2 separate regions of the Homo sapiens genome follow, and region 2 is linked to region 1. A link is a loop called in an ENCODE intact Hi-C map of the cell type or tissue named here. Cell type or tissue: psoas muscle. All regions are shown on one strand. Links, peaks and the distances in the headings refer to the core of each region. The heading gives the core; the rest is flanking DNA.

Region 1 (10,335 bases), core at 1,189-9,188:
TGGCAGAGCAGAATAACTAGACTCCAGGGGTCAGCAAATCTGAATTTAGCCAGTGCTGTGTATTGAAAAAAATTAGATCAGGATGTCCCCAGGAGGAAACGTGCTTTCCCCCCAGAAAACATGGGATGAGATGGACACTGGGCTGGGCCCAATCTATATACTATTTGCAAACCTTCCCACTCTTTTATCTCTGGAATTTAGATGATCAAGTTTGCTAGCAGTGTTGGTGTTTGGTATTTGAGACTCTGCATATTAATCCAATTTGAAATCTTATTCCACATTGAAACACATCCTGACAAAGCATCAACATCCTGTGTGCACTGATTATTCTCTGATAAGTCCTTGAACGTTTTCCATTTAGTCTGAAACAACTTGAAGCCCGCATGAAAGGTAATACTGAAAGAACAATCCTAATGTCATTTAGTTCTTCGCTCAGTCAACACATATTTTTGGCAGCACAGGAATATTGTCTTCCACCATCTGTGCAGAACAGAATTTGGGTTTTTGTTCAGGATCTGTTAGAATGTGCTTAAAACTCAGTGTGTACCTAGATTTTGATTCTTGCTCTGAGCCCTAATTATGCATTGTTTGGAATGTAAAGCGGTTGCACTGAAATCTTTTCTCTTCTGTCACTGACATATTATACCAATAAAGTTCAAAATAAAATTTGGTTCAGTGGTAGGTAGTTGATTGTTTCATTTTTATGGCGATGTAAATCCAACAGCATTTCATTCAGTTCATTTTGAACGTATAGTCTGAGAGGAATAATTTAAGAATCCAAGAAAACAGTCATATACACCAGCATACAAACAAAATGTGACCGAGGGGCTTCAATATACTGAAAATATTTCTCAAAATAACCATTTGAAGAGTACCATTCCCATTGTAACAGATGACAAAAACTGAGGCTCAAAAATGATACATGACTATTAAGCAGTAAAGCTATACATATTTGTTATATGTGTGTGTGTGTGTGTGTGTGTGTGTGTGTGTGTGTGTGTGTGTGTGTGTATAATTATTTTTTTTTTGAGGTGGGGTCTTGCTCTGTCACCCAGGCTGGAGTGCAGTGGCGCGATCTCGGCTCACTGCAAGCTCTGCCTCCCGGGTTCACGCCATTCTCCTGCCTCGGCCTACCGAGTAGCTGGGACTACAGGCGCCAGCCACCACGCCCGGCTAATTTTTTTGTATTTTTAGTAAAGATGGGGTTACACCATGTTAGCCAGGATAGTCTCAATCTCCTGACCTCATGATCTGCCCGTCTTGGCCTCCCATAGTGCTGGGATTACAGGCGTGAGCCACCGCACCCAGCCAGTAAAGCTATATTTTTAACTTAGGCCCAGGTTGTGTCGAAGCACACATTCTACTTATTAAATAAACATGTTCCAATAATATTCTCTCATTTTGTATGGAGATGAATAAATTCCTCTTATGCTGAGATTGCAGTAGGTTCTTTGCAAAGAAAGCAAAGGAGGGCAGGAGGTTATGTTCTTCCAGAATTTTTAAGTATAAAGTACAAGGGAGGACATTTAGGAAGCAATTTCTATATTACTATAAGGATGATATTTCTCAAACATAAAACTAATTACACACCATTTTGTTTAAACAGCTTTGATGTCTCCCTATATCTACAGGACAAAGTCTAAATTATTTAACATGACATGAATTGAACCCACACCCATCTCCTGATCTTCACCTCTAAAATGCTAATGTCTTTGTGTCTTAGTTCCAGCTACATTGAATTACTTAGCTCTTCTAGAATGTGACTTTTTTTTCACTTTTCTAAAATTTTACTCATTCTGATTTTTCTACCTAGAATTTCCTTTCATCCTTTAAAAGGCAAGCACTTATCTATCAAGAATTATTTCAAATACTACCTTCTTCAATAATTCTGTACTTTTTCATCCTTTCTGAAACACACGCATGCTTCCAAAACGCATCAATGGCAGCTCTTTTGTGTATATACTTTCTTCCTGGGTAGATAGAATTTAACTGCCTCAAGGTATGTGGTAGAATAGTAGCCATTCAGTTTTTGGTTAATATGCAAAAAACTAAGAAACAAAACAGAGAAAGTGTATGTGAAAATAAAAAATGAAAGCACAAAATTAAAACCATTACAAGAAACCATCCAGATACCTCTTTTTTTAAAAAAAAATCATAATTTGTATTTTAAGTTCTGAGGTACATGTGCAGGATGTGCAGATTTGTTAAATAGGTAACATCCAGATACCTCTTACAGGAGAGCGATAAGATACTCTTTAGTTCATCTAGTGACATTCCAAAGCAAATGCATTCTATAATTATAAAGATTAGCTAGATGTTATTTTTTGGGGGAGTTAATTTTGAACTGGGCATTTATTGAAACGGTGGATACTTACCAGCAAAAAAAGACACAGGTCTTGTTAGCTGCTACATATACAAAGAAAGAAATTGCAGTAGAAATTCTACAAACACACTTTACGTATTGCTACAGAGGAAAAGCACAGAGTCCAAATGTGCACCTCAAATCTAGCCTATATGATTATCTTTCTCTCTCCCTCTCACACACACGCGCTTTTTAAAAATAGATTTGGCTAATTATGAACACAAGATGACCAATATTCTACACTTTACAACAAAACTTTGAATGCATTTCTTATAGTTCCTACGTGGTTTCTTTCCTCTCTCTTATTTAGCTTGTTATGGTAATAACTGGAATATTCATCCAGTATCACTTCTGCTTCAGTAAGTTCCCTTGGTTTTTCCCTGGGAAAAACATAATCATACAATTAAAACTCAAAAAATGATACAATAAGCTCCATAAAAGTATACATATTGAACTGAGACAGGATTAGCTCCTTCTGAAAGTGGTGGGACTTAGTAGGAGAGACATAAGAGTGGACCCCTGGAGGTCTGCTTAGTGGAGCCTGTCCAAGAGTTGCCACATTGAAAATGAAACAAGGAAAAAAGAAGGAAAATAGCAAAAAATAAAAGTGGTGATACCATGGAGAGGAGTGGAAAAAGAGGAGGGAGGCTAGAGTAACCTGAAGGAAAACAAATTATATTATTTTCTGTTTCCCCTTCCCAGGACAAAAACTTTGCTCATTCAGGAAACTGGCAAGGATTCTTTGATTTGGAACTACAAAGAAAGATCAGGTAGACAAACATATTGAGAAGACTCAAAAACACAGCCAGTCTGCAGAGATAAAGAATTATTCCAACAACCTCCACCCACCACCTGCCCCCATGACAGTTTTGGGGGCATTCACTGTTAGAGATTCACATTAAACGAGATAAACTGGAGAAACATGGGTCTGTGTGTTGAAGAGGCCCTGGGATGATGGAAACCCTCATGGTTAGTTGAGTGAAGAGGCATGAATACCCTAATGTCAAAACAAGACAGTAAGTGAAGACATGCCAGAAGAACTAAGTGTTGCTGTCTGAATGAAGAGAAAAGAGTTGGCTACTGAGATAGTGACCTCTCCTTTCTCCTTTCCTTTCCTTTCCCTTCCCTTCCTTCCTTTCTTTCTTTCCTTCTCTTCTCTTCCCTTCTTTTCTCTTCTTTTCTTTTCAAGATGATGTTTTGCTCTTGTTGCCCAGGGCTGGAGTGCAGTTGTATGATCTCGGCTCACTGCAACCTCCATCTCCCGGGTTCAAGTGATTCTCCTGCCTCAGCCTCCTGAGTAGCTGGGATTACAGGCATCCACCACCATCCCTGGCTAATTTTTTGTATTTTAAGTAGAGATGGCATTTCACCATGTTGGCCAGGCTGCTCTCAAACTCCTGACCTCAGGTGATCCACCCACCTCAGCCTCCCAAAGTGCTGGGATTACAGGCAGGAGCCACCATGCCTGGCCGATGGTGACCACTGTTTAAGAAGAGGCTGCACCGTATTGTTTTTAGGAAGTCACAGCTCTGGAATCAGACCAAACTAGGCATAAATCTGGTCACTTCTGTATCTTAAGCAGATGATCTTATCCTGTCCGTATCTACAGCTTCATCTTGGGCCACTTTCCAACGTTTACCATACTTCAGCCTCGCAGGCCTGCTTCCCATCCATTGAGTCCTTCCAGCTACTGACCTTTGCTTTGACCTGAAACCTGAAGCCAGCCTGTCAAGTAGATCCATAATGTGAGTGACAAATCCAAGTTCCTTGTGTAATTATACATTTTATTACAGCTGCATTAAAAAATTAAATAGGAAACTGTATTGGTCCATTTTCACACAGCTATAGAGATACTACCTGAGACTGGGTGATTTATAAAGAAAGGACTCACAGTTCTGCATGGCTCGGGAGGCCTCAGAAAATGTACAATCATCACAGATGCAAAGGGGAAGCAAGGCAAGTCTTATATGGTGGCAGGGGAGAGAGAGAGAGGGAGAGGGAGAGCACAGGGGAAACTGCCATTTATAAAATCAGCAGATCTTGTGAGAACTCCCTCATTATCAGGAGAATAGCATGGGAAAAACTGCTCCCATGATCCCATCATCTCCCGACAGGTCCCTCCTTCGACATGTGGAGATTACAATTCAAGAGAGATTTGCGTGAGGCCACAGAGCCAAACCAAATCAGAAAGTTACTTCTAATACATTTTATTTAACACACTATGTCGAAAACATCAGCATTTTAACCTGTAATCCATATTAAAAGTGAGGTATTGACTAGGTATTATTTTAGGTTCTTTTTATTTCTTCTTAAGATTTAGAAATTTGTTGTGTATTTCACACTAACACACACCTGCACTTATGCTAGCCACATTTCATGTCCTGCATCAGACAGTGTAGATTCAACCCTTGCTTTTTTAATTCTCTTCTGCTATGGTTTGAGGATTCCCTCCAAATCTCATGTTGTAATTTTGTCCCCAAGGTGGCAGTATTGAGAAGCAGGACCTTTAAGAGGTGACTGGGTCATGAGGGGTCTGCCTTCATGAAAGGATCAATCCATTCATGGACTAATGGAAGAAAGGGTTATCATGGGAGGGGAACCTGTGGCTTTATAAGATATGGAAGAGAGACCTAAGCTAGGATGTTAGCATGCTCAGCTCCTTTGCTGTGTCATGTCCTGTGCTGCCTCAGTACTCTGCAGAGATTCTCCACCAGCAAGAAGGCTCTTACCTGATGCAGCCTCTTGACCTTGGACTTCTCAGATCCCATAATGGTAACAAATAAATTCCTTTTCCCTATAAATTACTCAGTTTCAGGTATTCTGTTATAAGCAATAGGAAACAGGCTAAGACATTTTCCCTCCACTTTTGCTTGGACAGCTGTTCTAATCTACTAGAATGACTTAGAGAAAAGCTGCACTTTCAGAACAGAATTTGCCTTCGTATTATGTACTCCATGGTACCCTATAATCCTTGATTATAGCGATTTCATGCTAATGAATTACTCGTGCTGCAATCAGTTTAAAAGCTGTTATCCTCATTAGATTGAAGGCTCCAGGACTACTCCTTTTATAGGTATCCTTATATCCCCAATGCTTACATAATGCCCAATAAGAGGAGGTATTTGACTAATGTCTGCTGACTAATCATTATCTAGTACCTTGGAGCCTTTATTTTCTCATCTGTAAAGTGGGAATAAAATAACAACCCTACTTCATAGAGTTATTGTGAGGATTAAATATGTTCACATATGTGTATGTGTGTGTGTACTTATAATCATGGCTGGAATATCATAGCTGCTATATAGTATCTAGCTCATGGTAACAGTTGCAGCAGACCTTCTACCCCTAACTTTGTGATGGTTAAGAATGTGCTGAGGCACCAACATGGCACATGTATACATATGTAACAAACCTGCACGTTGTGCACATGTACCCTAAAACTTAAAGTATAGTAAAATTTAAAAAAATTTTCAAAAACGAAAAAACAAAAACAAAACAAAAAGAGAATGTGCTGAGGAGTGTGTCTGGCATATGACGGGTGACTTAAATTATTTTTAGGCTTAGTCTATTTATTATTTAATATATGTGTTAAATAATATATTATATTAATTAAATCTCTTAGTATTGCTTTGGAGTCCCTGCTTTGGACATGACATTCTTAAGAGATCCAAGAAAATAAAGAGGATGCCTCATTTTGGAACAGTCTGCATACTTAATTACTAGAAATAGCAGAAAAAGGGCATTGATTAGGGTTCACATGAGATTGTCTAGTGAGTATGGTTAGGAAGTAAGACCATTTGTTTGTAAACCAGAATTTCTAGATTCTAGTATTTCTACTTCTATTAATATATTATATGATTTAGTAAGGTATTTAAGTTTCTATATTTTTATTTGCCCAATGAGAAGTAAGATTAGCGATTCTTCATTGCCTAAATTTTGGTCAGCCAAGAACATGTGTACCCATAATTGGTCCTTTTCTTAGCCCCCTTGCAGAGACACAGCCTGCTGGCCAGCTTATTGTACTCTCTTTTCATTTCCCTTACTCCTTTAATCAGAAATAGAGACGTGACAATGTTGAGTCTCCTGTGGACTAAAGTGGACTGGGAAACACTGGGCTACACCATAAAAGGCCTGTCTGGCAAATGCTAATAATCCATATTACATATTCAGTCCTTGTAACGTAAAAACAGAAATCTACAGAACAAAATAATTGTACATATAACCCAGTGCCCAGATGAGTATTTAAAAGCCTTTTTTAAAGCACTTTAAGGAATCTCCACACTGTTTTCTCCATAGAAGTTGTACTAGTTTACATTTCCACAAGCAGTGTAGAAGTGTTCCCTTTTCACCGCATTCACACCAATATCTATTATTTTTTTCTTTTTTGATTATGGCCATTCTTGAGTAAGGTGGTATCACATTGTGGTTTTGATTTGCATTTTCCTGATCATTAGTGTTGTTGAGCATTTTTTCATGTGTTTGTTGGCCATTTGTGTATCTTCTTTTGAGAATTATCTATTCGTGTCCTTAGCCCACTTTTTGACGGGATTGTTTTTTTTCTAGCTAATTTGTTTGAGTTCCTCATAGATTCTAGATATTAGTCCTTTTTGGATGTATAGATTGCAAAGATTTTCTCCCACTCTGTGGGTTGTTTACTAAAGCAAACGATAGCCCTCAAGGGGGGTGTTATATACAACTCACTATGAAGAACTTAGTAATGTCAATAATTTTTTGTTCTGAACAGACATCTGATATGCTTAATGATTTCTACAATAAAAAGATGGTTGCATGGTGGAATTTTCCTTACTGAGGTTCAGTGTAGTTAGAATGGTGAAGAGAGACATAGAGAGCCTACAGGGTTGCAGGTAGGTGTGGCAATTCTTCTAAATTGTAGCTCAAATTACAACCAAGAGAAAACCTAATGGTTTCATCAAGAAAGTCAAGACAAAATGGGATTTCAGAGCAAGGAAGGCAAGAAACTAGAGACACATGGAAGAGAAGAAAGGAAAGCAAGCAGGCGGTGGAGAATGGTTGTTGTCCATATTTGGTATGAGATGGCTTTGTATGTGTGTGTCTCAAAGAAAAGAGACAAGGCAGATTAATCATGCATTATTCAAGGGTAAGGAATGAGATGCAGTCAGATGTGAGTTAGGTTGAATTCCAAAGCCGCTATTTAATAGTTGTGTGACCTTTGTTTACTTACTTAAGCTAGTAAGCTTACACATTCTCACCTATAAAGTAGGGGAAAATACCTATATTAAACATTTGTATCCGTTAATTTGGTTTTGCTTTGCTTTTTATCTTTGGATCATTAAATGGCACAGAATAGATATAAACTATAGTACCTTTCTGTCCCCTTCTTTCATTCATCTGAATGTTATTGTGCTTGTACAATTCTGCATTTAGCTTGACCAATCTTCTGTAGATTTCACATGGGACACTTAGGCATACAAGCCAGATTAAAGAGAAAAAATATGTCAAAATTGCAATGATGTCTGCTTGTGTGTGTGTGTGTGTGTGTTGGGAAAATTTAAGGTACTGATTAAAACTTCCCATTTCTTGACTAATTATTGATCAATTTTCTAGACTTTTAGATACCCTTAAAATATTTTCACTCTTAGGAATTTGTGCATACAGATGACTATTTAGGGCTACATAGAAGAAACAATTTCTGCTGCCAAATGTACCCATTTTTTGTGTGGAAAAAGATCACATTTTAATATTCCTGAAGTTACAAGATCACAAGTGCTGGGGATGCATATGACTGACATGAAACTCACTGAACAAGTAAAGGCATTGCTAAGTAATTGAGTCTTCAACAATTAAAGCTGAGCTTTGCTGGCATACTGGCTAGATTGAACAAATCCAGGATACAGCATACATTGACCAGATCCTTGCCACCTATAGATATTAATTAACCTTTCATTTAATTTTAGGCAGCTCTGAATTTTCTGAGTGTGAACATTGTTATTCATAATAAACATTTATAATATTATGTAGTATATGGAAAAAATGAACGGGGAAAGAAATAATTATTTTTTAAATTGCAGCTTACTAACTCTCTCTGGAAAGCTGTCTGTGGTCTCTGAACCCATGTTTATCTGAAGTTTTAATCTCTGACATGCCTATGTCATAAAAGAGTTGTGAGTTATCATATGAAAATAAAAATATACCATATTGTATAATGAATGGTGAGATTATAAAGAGGTGTTATCCTCAATCTAATTTTACAAGGATCTATTGTTTCAGCTCACCCATGTCATTAATTGTGGAAACTTGTTCATTCATTTAGCATATACCTATTGAGCCTCTACTCCATTTTAAGTGGAGCAGGCACACCAAATTTATTTTAATAAGAAAACCATATTCAATAGATAATTCTGAGTATATTTAGTACCAAAAAAGAAAAGTGCAGCTACTGCGGGATATTTTTGAGGAAAACTTCTAGGTCATTTGTCCAAGGTGATGCTACAGTGTGGGTGGAGAAGGAGATAATAAACATTTGAGGAGAGTGGAGAGTTATAATATAGTCATAGAGAATGGGAAAGCAATAAAATGAAAGGAAGATAAAGCAAGATTGTTAGATTGTTACAAACCAATTACATTTTGGTAACCATTAATTTATAATTAGATCAACTCACTGTTGGACTTTTGGGTTTCATAGAGCCAATCAGTACAGTTTTAATAAATCAGTTTCAAGGCATTGTATAGAATGTCTCACTCTATGGTGATTTTTAAGGTGTCAGAGTTTAGCAATTTAATTGCAAGATGGTGATTAGAAGGCAGATGAAGTTGTGTCAAGGACTATGTCAATTGCTTTAAACTTGAGGTTTTTTTTTTTTCTAGTCATTACTCATAGCAACCCAATAATGTTGATATTATTTCTGAAATGTTATGTATGATAGAAACAAAGCTTAGTAGAGTTAAGCAACGTTCCCAAGATCACAAATGACAAGAGCCAGGGATGAAATCAGATGAACTCATGCCTCAAGTTTATACTTTCTTTCACTATGTTGTCTCTCTAAGGGGCATGTTTTTCATTATTCTGCAATGAGTAAAATTCTGATATGCACTGTGCCTGGAAGATGACAACACTTGTCCTCCAAAATGTCTCTTAGTCGACAAGGCTGCATTTCTTCAAAGACTTGTGCAAATATGTGGCGATGTCTGCAGTGCTGTTCCATGAAGCATGAGAAAGGTGACCTTGGCATGGGAGGGTTTGAAGACAGGCATTTCTCAACATTTGCATCTGCACTGAAAGCCCCTGGAAATGGCCCCTGCAGACCACCAGATTTTGAGCATGACCACATTTTGATAGACCTGCCTGAATACATTAACTACAAAACACTGTTGGGATTGACCTACTGACCTGATTAGTGGCTTGGCTCAACATTATCCATCTGGAAGCTGAAGCGTGTCTGCCAAACACAATGGTCAGAGTGTTGGCAGGGCTGAAATTGAGCTGTTCTTCCTAATGGTGCCTTGCTAACAGGTTCATTTACCTCCTAGGACCACTACTTGAATATTACAGTTATGTCATGCTTGGTGGGGTGGAAAATACAAAGGATCTGAAGCTAAACACACTAGAGTGTGAATTGATTTGACTGCTTAATAGTTTGTCAATTACAGTGTCACCTTAAGTCTCAGGTTTCTGTTTTTGATTTGTGTTGTTTTCTAATCTGTGAAATGGGGACAATGATTTCTCTCTCATAGAGTTGTTTTGAGCATCAGAGATAGTGCCCTGTAATACAAGTAGAAAACATTTTTTGGACGTTCATTATTGCACAACATTGTATCAGGTACTTTACAGAGAATAACATTTAATTGGGAAAAGAACATTACTTAGGCCTCATTATTATCTCAACTTTAAAGAAGTGGAAACAAAGGTTAGAGACGTAAAATTTCCTTCCTTACGCAACAATCTAAGCAACACCAGGAGTAGAATTTGGTTTCAGTAGATTATGATTCACCAT
Region 2 (10,335 bases), core at 1,615-9,614, 380 kb after region 1:
TTATCAAATCATGGAGTTTATTTTTTCTCCTCCTCCTATTTGATGATGATGGTGATGATAATGATAATGATGACTCTATTTCTGTCTTTAGGAATTTAAATCTAATAAAAGCAACAAATATAAAGACAAATAAAATCATTAGATATTAGAGGTGCTATGAGTACAGGGGATGTGTCTTAGAGTATTTGGTTTAAGAGATATCTTAAGTTTTGAGTATGATTTAGCTTAGCAGTGGAGAAGGAAGTCTCAGCATTAAAACTTTCTTGAACAGAGATGTGAAAGAAATGCTCTCAATCCCAAATCAACTTGAGGCTGAGTAGATAGTGGTAGAAGATCCTCTTCTGGAGATTCTGACCCCTTCTCTTCAATGCAGACCATCAAATCTCCTGAGGTTTATAAAGCTCCAAGCCGAATCCCACTCCATTCAGTAGTGTCAGATTTCCCTTCAAGAGAGGAATAAAAAGGAAAACCTCTGTGGAGTCAAATATATGCATCTCTCTCAAGATACACTTTAGAGCTAAAATGTTCCGCCCCTGATTCAACAGAGAGGCCTGTTGTAGGGCTTTCTAGAAGCAATGGCTCTGTGAATACCTGTTCTGGTTCTTGTAACTTTCTATGTGAAACTTTCTGGCATTGACTGGTTTTAGTCATTTCTATCCCTGCCCTGCCCAACCACAGCGACTTGCAATGATTTTTTTTTTTTCTAGTCACTGATTAGTTCAGCTAGGATGAATCTGATTTTTGCTTAGTTTTGTGCAAATTTCCTCCTGTGAACTGCTGCTGGTCTGTTGGGTCCCTGCCAAGGACACTTCCTCACCTGGAATCTTGTTTAAGGTTTCAGGCAGCAAGTTGGCAGCTGAGATGTTTGTAGTCATAGTAACTCCAGCGGAAGATTAGGGATGCACCTACGTGAAGATGTCTGGCCATGTGAATGTGAAGCTGCCTTTCTCAATTCTTCCTTCTATCCATTCATTCACTGATTCAGCCTCCACCCATTCATTGAGAATCTCCTATATTTCCTACCTTGCATTTGATACAGGAAATGCAGACTTGAACATTACTTAGGTGCTGCCTTTAAAAGAACCATTCATTATTTAATCCCTGAAAAATTTTTTTAGGACTTCTATACGCCAACCCTTCTCTGAGTTCTTGAAATGTAGGGAGGAGATGAATAGGACACAGTGCTTATCCGTATAGTATATGTCATCCAGAAAAACAAAAGAGCAACCACTATGCATAGAGCTCAGTGCCATATACATTATTTTGAATCTACTAAAGTACACAGACATAAAAGCAAACTTCACTGCAGTAAGGGAAGTGTCACATAACTTAATAGTAGTGGATCTCAACCATGTACTATATGGCCCTACCTGGGTACATTTAGTAGTGTCTGGAGCCATGTTTGATTATCAGACCGGAGGAGTGTTACCAGCACTGAGTAGGTAAAAGACAGCAATGCTGCTAAATGCCCTACAGTCTATAGGACAGCCCTCCACAACAAATAGTAATCCAGCCCCATATGTCAATAGTGTCCCGACTGGGCTTCACTCTACAGACAAATGCAGATGGCTACGAGTGAAAAGGAAGGTTTGATTCACCATCTTGAGGGTCAAAAAAAGGCTTTCCAAGAAGAAAGCATTTCAGTTGGCGATTGTGGACTTCACTACACATTAGCATGATTTCTTATGAACCTGAAACCTTATAGAGTAAACACCAAGTGACAGAAAATCCTCTTTGGTTTATTTTCACCAAAATTACTGGGGAATATTTTTTCCAAGTGATTTTGTTAGATATTCCCAACTACTCTGTCATGGATATGGAACAAATAACAAATACTATTTTTCTGTGAAAATTAAAACCCAAAAGGATCATGTTTTGTTTTATACATCCCTCTTAGTCCTAAGTCACCACTGTTCATAAATGACATTGCTAATCAAGTCTGATAATTGCCGAAAATAAGCCATGTTACTCCAGCAACGAAGAGACAGGAGAAATACCAGAAATTCTTCGCAAGGTATACTGATAATGTTCTGTTGAACCACAAGTTGCACTTTTGGGTGATTAAGTATCAGGTTCCTTGGATATTTTTTTAACCTCATTAGAAACCTTCTATTATTTAACAATACCCTAGTTAAATAATCTGACAATACCATGCTGTTTTGTTTACTGTAGGCTTGTAATATAGTTTGAAGTCAGGTAGCGTGATGCCTCCAGCTTTGTTCTTTTTGCTTAGGATTGTCTTGCTTATGTGGTCTCTTTTTTGGTTCCACATGAAATTTAAAGTAGTTTTTTTTTTTAATTCTCAAGAAAGTCAATTGTAGCTTGATGAGGATAGCATTGACTCTATAAATACTTTGGGCAGTATGGCCTTTTTCACCTTTCCTCCTATCCATGAGCATGGAATGTTTTTCCATTTGTTTGTGTCCTCTCTTATTTCCTTGAGCAGTGGTTAGTAGTTCTCCTGAAAGAGGTCCTTCATGTCCCTTGTAAGTTGTATTCCTAGGTATTTTATTCTCTTTGTAGCAATTATGAATTGTGGTGTATAGGAATGCCTGTGGTTTTTGCACATTGATCTTGTATCCTGAGACTTTGCTGAAGTTGCTTATCAGCTTAAGGAGATTTTGGGCTGAGATGATGGGGTTTTCTAAATACACAATCCAAAACAGATATATAGACCAATGGAACAGAACAGAGGCCTCAGAAATAATGCCACACATCTACAACCATCTGATCTTTGACAAACCTGACACGAACAAGCAATGAGGAAAGGATTCCCTATTTAATAAATGGTGTTGGGAAAACTGGCTAGCCATATGCAGGAAGGTGAAACTGGATCACTTCTTTACACCTTATATAAAAATTAACTCAAGATGGATTAAAGACTTGAACATAAGACCTAAAACCTTAAAAACCCTAGAAGAAAACCTAGGCAATACAATTTAGGACATAGGCATGGGCAAAGACTTCATGACTAAAACACCAAAAGCAATGGCAACAAAAGCCAAAATTGACAAATGAGATATAATTAAACTAAAGAGCTCCTGCACAGCAAAACAAACTGTCATGAGTGAACAGGCAACCTACAGAATGGGAGAAAAATGTTGCAATCTGTCCATCTGACAAAGGGCTAATATCAAGAATCCACAATGAACTTTAAACAAATTTACAAGAAAAAAACAAACAACCCCATCAAAAAGTGGGCAAAGGATATAAACAGACACTTCTCAAAAGAAGACATTTATGTGGCCAACAAACATGAAAAAAAGCTCATCATTACTGGTCATCAGAGAAATGCAAATCAAAACCACAATAAGATAACATCTCACCCCAGTTAGAATGGTGATCATTAAAAAGTCAGGAAACAACAGATGCTGGAGAGGATGGGGAGAAATAGGAATGCTTTTAAATTGTTGGTGGGAGTGTAAATTAGTTCAACCATTGTGGAAAACAGTGTGGCGATTCTTCAAGGATCTAGAACTAGAAATACCATTTGACCCAGCAATCCCATTACTGAGTATATACCTAAAAGATTGTAAATCATTCTACTACAAAGACACATGCACATATATGTTTATTGCAGCACTGTTCACAATAGCAAAGACTTGAAACCAACCCAAATGCCCATCAATGATAGACTGAATAAAGAAAATGTGGCACATATACACCACGGAATACTATGCAGCCATAAAAAAGATGAGTTCATGTCCTTTGCAGGGACATGGATGAAGCTGGAAACCATCATCCTCAGCAAACTAACACAGGAACAGAAAACCAAGCACCGCATGTTCTCACTCATAAGTGAAAGTTGAACAATGAGAACACATGGACACTGGGAAGGGAACATCACACAATGGGGACTGTCAAGGGATGAGGGGTTGGGGAGGGATAGCATTAGGAGAAATACCTAATGTAGATGACCGGTTGATGGGTGCAGCAAACCACCATGGCACATGTATATGTGTATGTAATAAACCTATTACATATGTAATAAACCTGCACATTTTGTGCATGTATCCCAGAACTTAAAGTATAATTAAAAAAAAAATAATAATCTGACAAATGGCGTCATTTTGAATGAGGACCATTAACAATGACTATTTAAACCCTTTAGAAGAGCATTGATTTGAGGAACTACCCAAAAAACTACCAAGAAAACATAGAATTGTTCAGAGACCACATTTGGCAGGAAATGGATTAAGGAATGGAGTTCAGCTTCATTAGTTATTTCTCTAATGGACTTCCCACCTTCAGGAAATGCCAGAGTTAATCAGGTAGATAACTCTTCAGATACTTTGCATCACCTAAAGGTTTACTTGAGGCTTATAATCACTTGCCCACTTGACCATTTGTAGCTATTTCCTTTCAAAGCAAGTTACCCATATCTGCTTATTCTACCATCTAAACATTTTTCTAATCTGTTCCTAATTTCTGCTCTCCAGTGCACAGCTGGTTTAGGATATTGACTACCCTATCTTTTATATTCTGTTCCCATATTACATCTAAATTATTCAGCTAACATATTTATCTAAAATCACAAACATAATTGGATTTATTTTGAAAGAAATAATCCAGGAATGAAAAACTACCTCAGGATGGAAAAAGAAGATAAAGTTAAAGTAATTACAATGAAAAACAAAAGGAGTTGTCTAATTCTGCCTGGAAGCCATTATGTAGAGGTCACCTCTAACTGCTGAGAAGGGGATTAGCAAATTTTAGAGAGGTGTTAACAGCCATGATCAAACTGTGACCTTCTCTTCCATGTAATCAGGACTGAAATAGCACTGAAAAAAGGACCTCATCACGTGAATGGTGATAATTTTAACCTATTTTGCACCCTGTAACTCATTCTATGCCTCACCAGTGGTATGGATCCCTCACTTTGAGAAACAGTGATTCAGGCTTGTCATCTTAGCTTGGACCATGGCAAAGCATTTAAATAGGGCTCTGTCTCATTCCCTTCCAAAATGCCCACCACACTAGGCACCCATGTGACTTGAAAAGGCAGATTTCTTTTTTCTTTTAAACCTTTCTCACTTTAAACCATACAGTGGTTTCATTGTACGGTATGTGTCTCCAAAAAGAGTTACTACAAGGAACAGAACTTTAAAATTTTTAAAAAAAATTTCTGAAAGTTGTGTTTTGAGTTACCAAAAGACAATCATGAAAAGATTGAAAGGTGTGGATGTAGTTTCTTTCTTCTATCTTAGCCAATAATAATAACTAATATTTATAATATCAAATTACTCAAAATACTTAAAGACAAAACAGTGTCAGGAACTATTCTAAGTAGTTGTATATATTAACAAGTGAAACAGATCCGAAAACTGGAGTACAGTGAAGTAGTGTCCTGTCCAACATTTCAGACCCTATTAGTGGCAGAGCCAAAGCATTGCTCAAATTGAACACAGGTGGTCTGGCTTCTGAGTCAGTGTTTTCAGTCATCTTTAGAGTAACTCAAAATCTAATATATCTCATTAGAATTTTTGGTTATGTGCACATTTAATAGGTTTACATCCTTTCAGCTTCTTTAGATGAAATGAGGGACACTGATACAGAACACCAATTTTATGCAAACTACAGACAAACAATTTTCTGTCAGTTTGGTTATCAGTGGACCTGAACTGTTGTGTGTGTGTGTGTGTGTGTGTGTGTGTGTGTGTGTGTGTGTGTAAGACAAGAAGGGAAGAGTAGAGAGGAGCTTTGCTAAATTGTATAGAGATAGTATATTATGAGGTGGATTGTAAGATCATTTTCACACATTGGACATTAATTCTATAGAATACCATTGGATTCTTAAACTTTTTATGTAGATTCTTTAAAATGGTCATTTGCAGCTTGTGCTAAGCATAAAAATGGATTACGCATTTTTAGGCCTGTCTTGCAAAGAGGTTATGATATCAACAGTTCCTGTTTCCCATTTTCAGGGCAGAAGTAAATCTAGATTCCTCTTGCAAGACACAGCTTGTCACAAATGCTAGACTAAACATTCAAAAATGAAGGTGAGCTCCAGAGAGAGCACAGAGCTTCCAAAGGCCAATTTGTACACCCTGTCTTGAGAGCTATTTTCTGACAGACAACAAAAGATGCTGTTCTCAAAAGAAGAGCTTATTTATTTGGGTTGTCTGCAGTAAGCTTGTTTGATGTTTCTTTGACTCTTGATCTTTGTTGGAGGAAAAGTGGAAGAGGAAGAGAGACAGAGAAAAAAAAAGTCTATTAAATTGGTAAAGTTCTGGTTCTAATGTTGGAATAAAGAACTCTTTAACCCAGCTGGAAATACAGATCTACCTTGGTTTGCCTTTCTCTAGCTTCCACAGCTGTTTGCTGTGGGCTGTACTCCAGCTCTCCCTGCTGGCTCAGAACCACTTGCTCCTTGGGACAATGCTGGCAGGGGGAGGAAGATATTCAATACTTTAAACTTACTCTCACCCCTTTTATGAATATACAGGGATTAAGATTAAGTTGCTGCCTCCTATGTGGAATCTGGGGAGTCAGTTTTGATTATTAGACGCTGGCTTATTGGAATGGACTGTTGACTACCAGGATAATTTTGAGTCTATAAAATCTTTCTTATTCCATAATCTTAGCCTGGTTAGTAGCACTCTTCTCAATTCTTTATCCCCTTCTTTCCTTCTCTCTCTCTCCTTTCTCATTCTCTCTCTTGTCTATTCATTTAACAAACATTTCTGACAGTTTTTCTACCATTATCTATGAGAATCATAAAGGACTTTCACAGATACATTAAAACACAATTTCCTAATAAAGATGTCATGATATATGGGAAATTATATGGAATATCACTTATTGGTTAGCTGTTGGGATGTCTTTGGAAGATATCTAGGACCTCTTCAGAACTGGAATTAGAAAAGCCACAAAGAGCCCAGGAAATCCTAAATCTTTATTCTCCTCTTCTATGCTTATCTCTAAATCTGTGGTATGTTCTCCTTTGTACAAACTGTTTGTCTTGGTTGCTTCATGTCCAAAACACGTATTTTCTAGGTTAAATTGTTTCTATTATGCAAGTAAAACCAAACTTATTTACAGGCTCCCAGTCATAATTCCAAATTTCCCAGAAAGACAGTCTGATTGTCTCCACTTGCTTGAGATGTAATGCCGATGTTTAAGTGATTTCTTGAAGAAGAGCTTGTCTCTTTTTCAGCCATAATCACTTGCTCTGTCTGGTAGAGATGTCCTCTCCTCTACTTTTGTAGGTCTGTCTTGAAGCCCCATATCATCATCATCATCGCCGTTGCCCTGATTATCTGCTAGAGTCATGTTATGGCACCCCCTGGACTTGATTTCTCTCCCTGGGTGCCAGCAGAATACTTTAACATATAATAAATGTTCAATTAAATTTAGTGGCAGTTTAGTAATGATGACGTTTATGATCAGCAAGAAAAGAAAAAAAATATTCCAGGCCAAATGGCAGTTAATTGAGTCAAATTTATCTCAATTAATTAACTGGATTAATAAGTCTGCTTAGGCAAAATTTATGTCCCTACACGGTAGCCAGATAGGTAAATAGAGATAGCCTTAGAAGAATACATGTTATGTAAACACTCAGTAAATATCAGTTAATATTATTTATCCTCCCATAAAAGTGGCTTGAGGTGTGAAAAGAAACCTGTGTGTGTGCCTCTCTGTGTGTGTATGTATATGTATCGTTTCCCAATACCCTTTCATCTTTTAAAAAAAAATTCCTAAGTCATTTTCCACCATCCCAATTATCCATTTTGAAACATATCTTATTTTTTATGAATTGGTGTTTTGAGGGTACATACATTTCAATATCGATTTTTGAAAATTATTTAATACTGTTAGTGCTGCTGGATGGGATAATGACAAAAGGAGGTCTTTAAAGAAAATGTTTTTTATGGTAAGAAAAATAGAAGCACTGGAAGTTCTAGCCAGAGCAATTATACACACACACACACACACACACACACACACACACACACACACACACTCACACACACGAAGCAATAAAAGAAATAAAGGGCATCCAAACTGGAAAGGAAAGTGAAATTATCCTTGGTGGCAGATAATATGATTTTATATTTAGAAAAACCTAAAGAGTCTACCTAGAAACTATTAGAACTGATAAACAAATTCAGTAAAATTGTGGATATAAAATTCTAATACAAAAATTAGTAGCATTTCTGTATGTCAATAGCAAACAGTCTGAAAAAGAAATGACGAAGGCAATTCCATCTACAATGGCTACAAATAAAATAAAATTCTTAGAATTAAACTTAACCAAAGACGTGAAAAATCTCTACATTTAAAACTGTAAACATTAATAAAAGAAATTGAAGTGGGGACAAGAAATTGAAGTGGGGACAATAAATTGAAAGATATCCCATGTTTATGGATAGGAAGAATTAGTATTGTTAAAATGTCAATATTACCCAAATAAATCTACAGAATCAATGCAATACCTATCAAAATAACAAATATAATTTTTACAGAAATAGAAAAAATATTATAAAATGCACATGGAATCACAAAAGACCCAGAACAGCTCAAGCAATTCTGAGCAAAAAGGACAAAGCTGAAGATATCACATTACCTGATTTCAAATTCTAATACAAAGCTATATTAAACAAAACAACACGTTACTGGCATAAAAACTATACATACAGACCAATGGAAGAAAATAGAAAATCCTGAAGTAAATTCAGGTATTTGCAGTGAATTCATTTTCAACAAAGTTGCCAAGAACATACACTGAGGAAAGGAGGAAAGGACAGTCTCTTCAAAAAATTGTGCTAAGAAAACTGGATATCCAAATGCAGAAAAATGAAACTAGATTCCTATCTCTCACCACATAAGAAATCAAATTGAAATGCATTAAAGACGTAACATAAATCCAAGATGTGAAACTATAAAACTTCTAGAATAAAACATTGGAGAAACACTTCAGGCTATCGGTCTGGGCAAAGATTTCTTGAGTAAGCCTTCAAAAGCACAGGCAACCAAAGTAAAAATGGACAAATGCAACCACATCAAGCTAAAAAGCTTCAGCATAACAGAGGAAACAATCAATGAAGTGAAGAAACAACCCACAAAATGGGAGAAAATATTTACAAACTATCCATCTGACAAAGGATTAACAACCAGAATATATAAGAAGCTCAAACAATGCAGTAGGAAAAAATAATCTGATTAAAAATGGGCAAAAGATCTAAATAGACATTTCTCTATTGCTGCTTTACAAGGGCTGTTTTCTGTCTTCATGTATCTGGGTGGCTATCAAATTCTCTTATGATATTTAAAACTTAGAATATTTACTATAGCCTTTGTGAATATGTCCCAATTCTCACCTACTTGACCCTGAATATGTCTTCTTTAGTTATGCACAAGATTCTTTGCCTTGTGAAAGCTCTTGGACAATACTTTTTTGATCTGCTCTTCGATATTTTAGTTTTTGCCTTTGTGCATTAAGAAGTCTGCAATGTACCTGCAGTACTGTGCTAGGCATAAGGGAAACAGCGGTGAACAAAACAGACATCCAGATACTCCTAGAACATATAAGTTAAGGGACAATATGAACCATAAACAAAAAAAATACAAATCATCAACTTGTTAATACACAAAGATCATCAACTGATCTTTTAAGAGTAAATGCCAGGAAGCTAAAGCTTAAGAAAAGTTGTATATTATACACAAGAGTGTAAAACTTAGCTTGGCCAGTCAAAAAAAAAAAAAAAAAAAAAAGGTGTCCCTCTGGAAATGATGTTTAAGCTGAGACCTCAAGGATAAGTACAAGTTATCCAGTTATTGAAAGAGGAGACAATCAATTTGAGGAGAGAAAAAAATATGCTAACTCTCCTTCATGCATTTTTTTATCTATTCAACAGACATTGATTGAATGCCCAATTGATGCTGAGTACTTTTGGAGACAGTGGAAACTCAGAAGAGAACAAGTTAGGAAATTTTAACTCATTTGGTACTGAAATTCTAGTGAGGAAGGCAGAGTGCACACGTTCTTTTGGAACTTAAATTCTAGTCGGGAAGACAAACACATGAGAAAATGATGCTGTTTCTAGCACTGACCTGTGTAATGAATGAAATTTATGACCGGGCGTGGTGGCTTATGCCCGTAATCCCAGCAGTTTGGGAGGCTGAGGCAGGCAGATCACCTGAGGTCAGGGGTTTGAGACTAGCCTGGCCAACATGGTGAAACCCCATCTCTACTAAAAATACAAAAATTAGCCAGGAGTGGTGGTACACACCGGTAATTCCAGCTACTAGGGAGGCTGAGACGAGGATCACTTGAACCCGGGATGCAGAGGTTGCAGTGAGCTGAGATTGCACCACTGCGCTCCAGCAGCAATA

Evidence for each region. A loop is a pair of places that touch in the nucleus more often than their neighbours do. Peaks named below come from ENCODE experiments on the same cell type or tissue, not always from the same donor. Only the 100,000 strongest peaks of a DNase experiment are listed, where the experiment ranks them.
Region 2: a loop joins it to region 1, with 2.5 times the contacts of the local background. A loop is called at or near these places in 7 of 110 quality-filtered maps.

Annotation. Positions count from the first base shown.
Region 1 is chr16:64,085,021-64,095,355 of GRCh38, forward strand. No RefSeq gene overlaps it. Among named protein-coding and RNA genes, the nearest start is that of LINC02165, 360 kb to the left of the region's middle. In psoas muscle, for the core only: a CTCF peak has its summit at 4,844 (motif pointing right); no DNase peak of the experiment used is centred there.
Region 2 is chr16:64,464,148-64,474,482 of GRCh38, forward strand. All of the region lies in intron 2 of LOC105371310 (a long non-coding RNA gene), which reads left to right. Among named protein-coding and RNA genes, the nearest start is that of CDH11, 650 kb to the right of the region's middle. In psoas muscle, for the core only: no CTCF peak of the experiment used is centred there; a DNase peak (open chromatin) is centred at 6,344.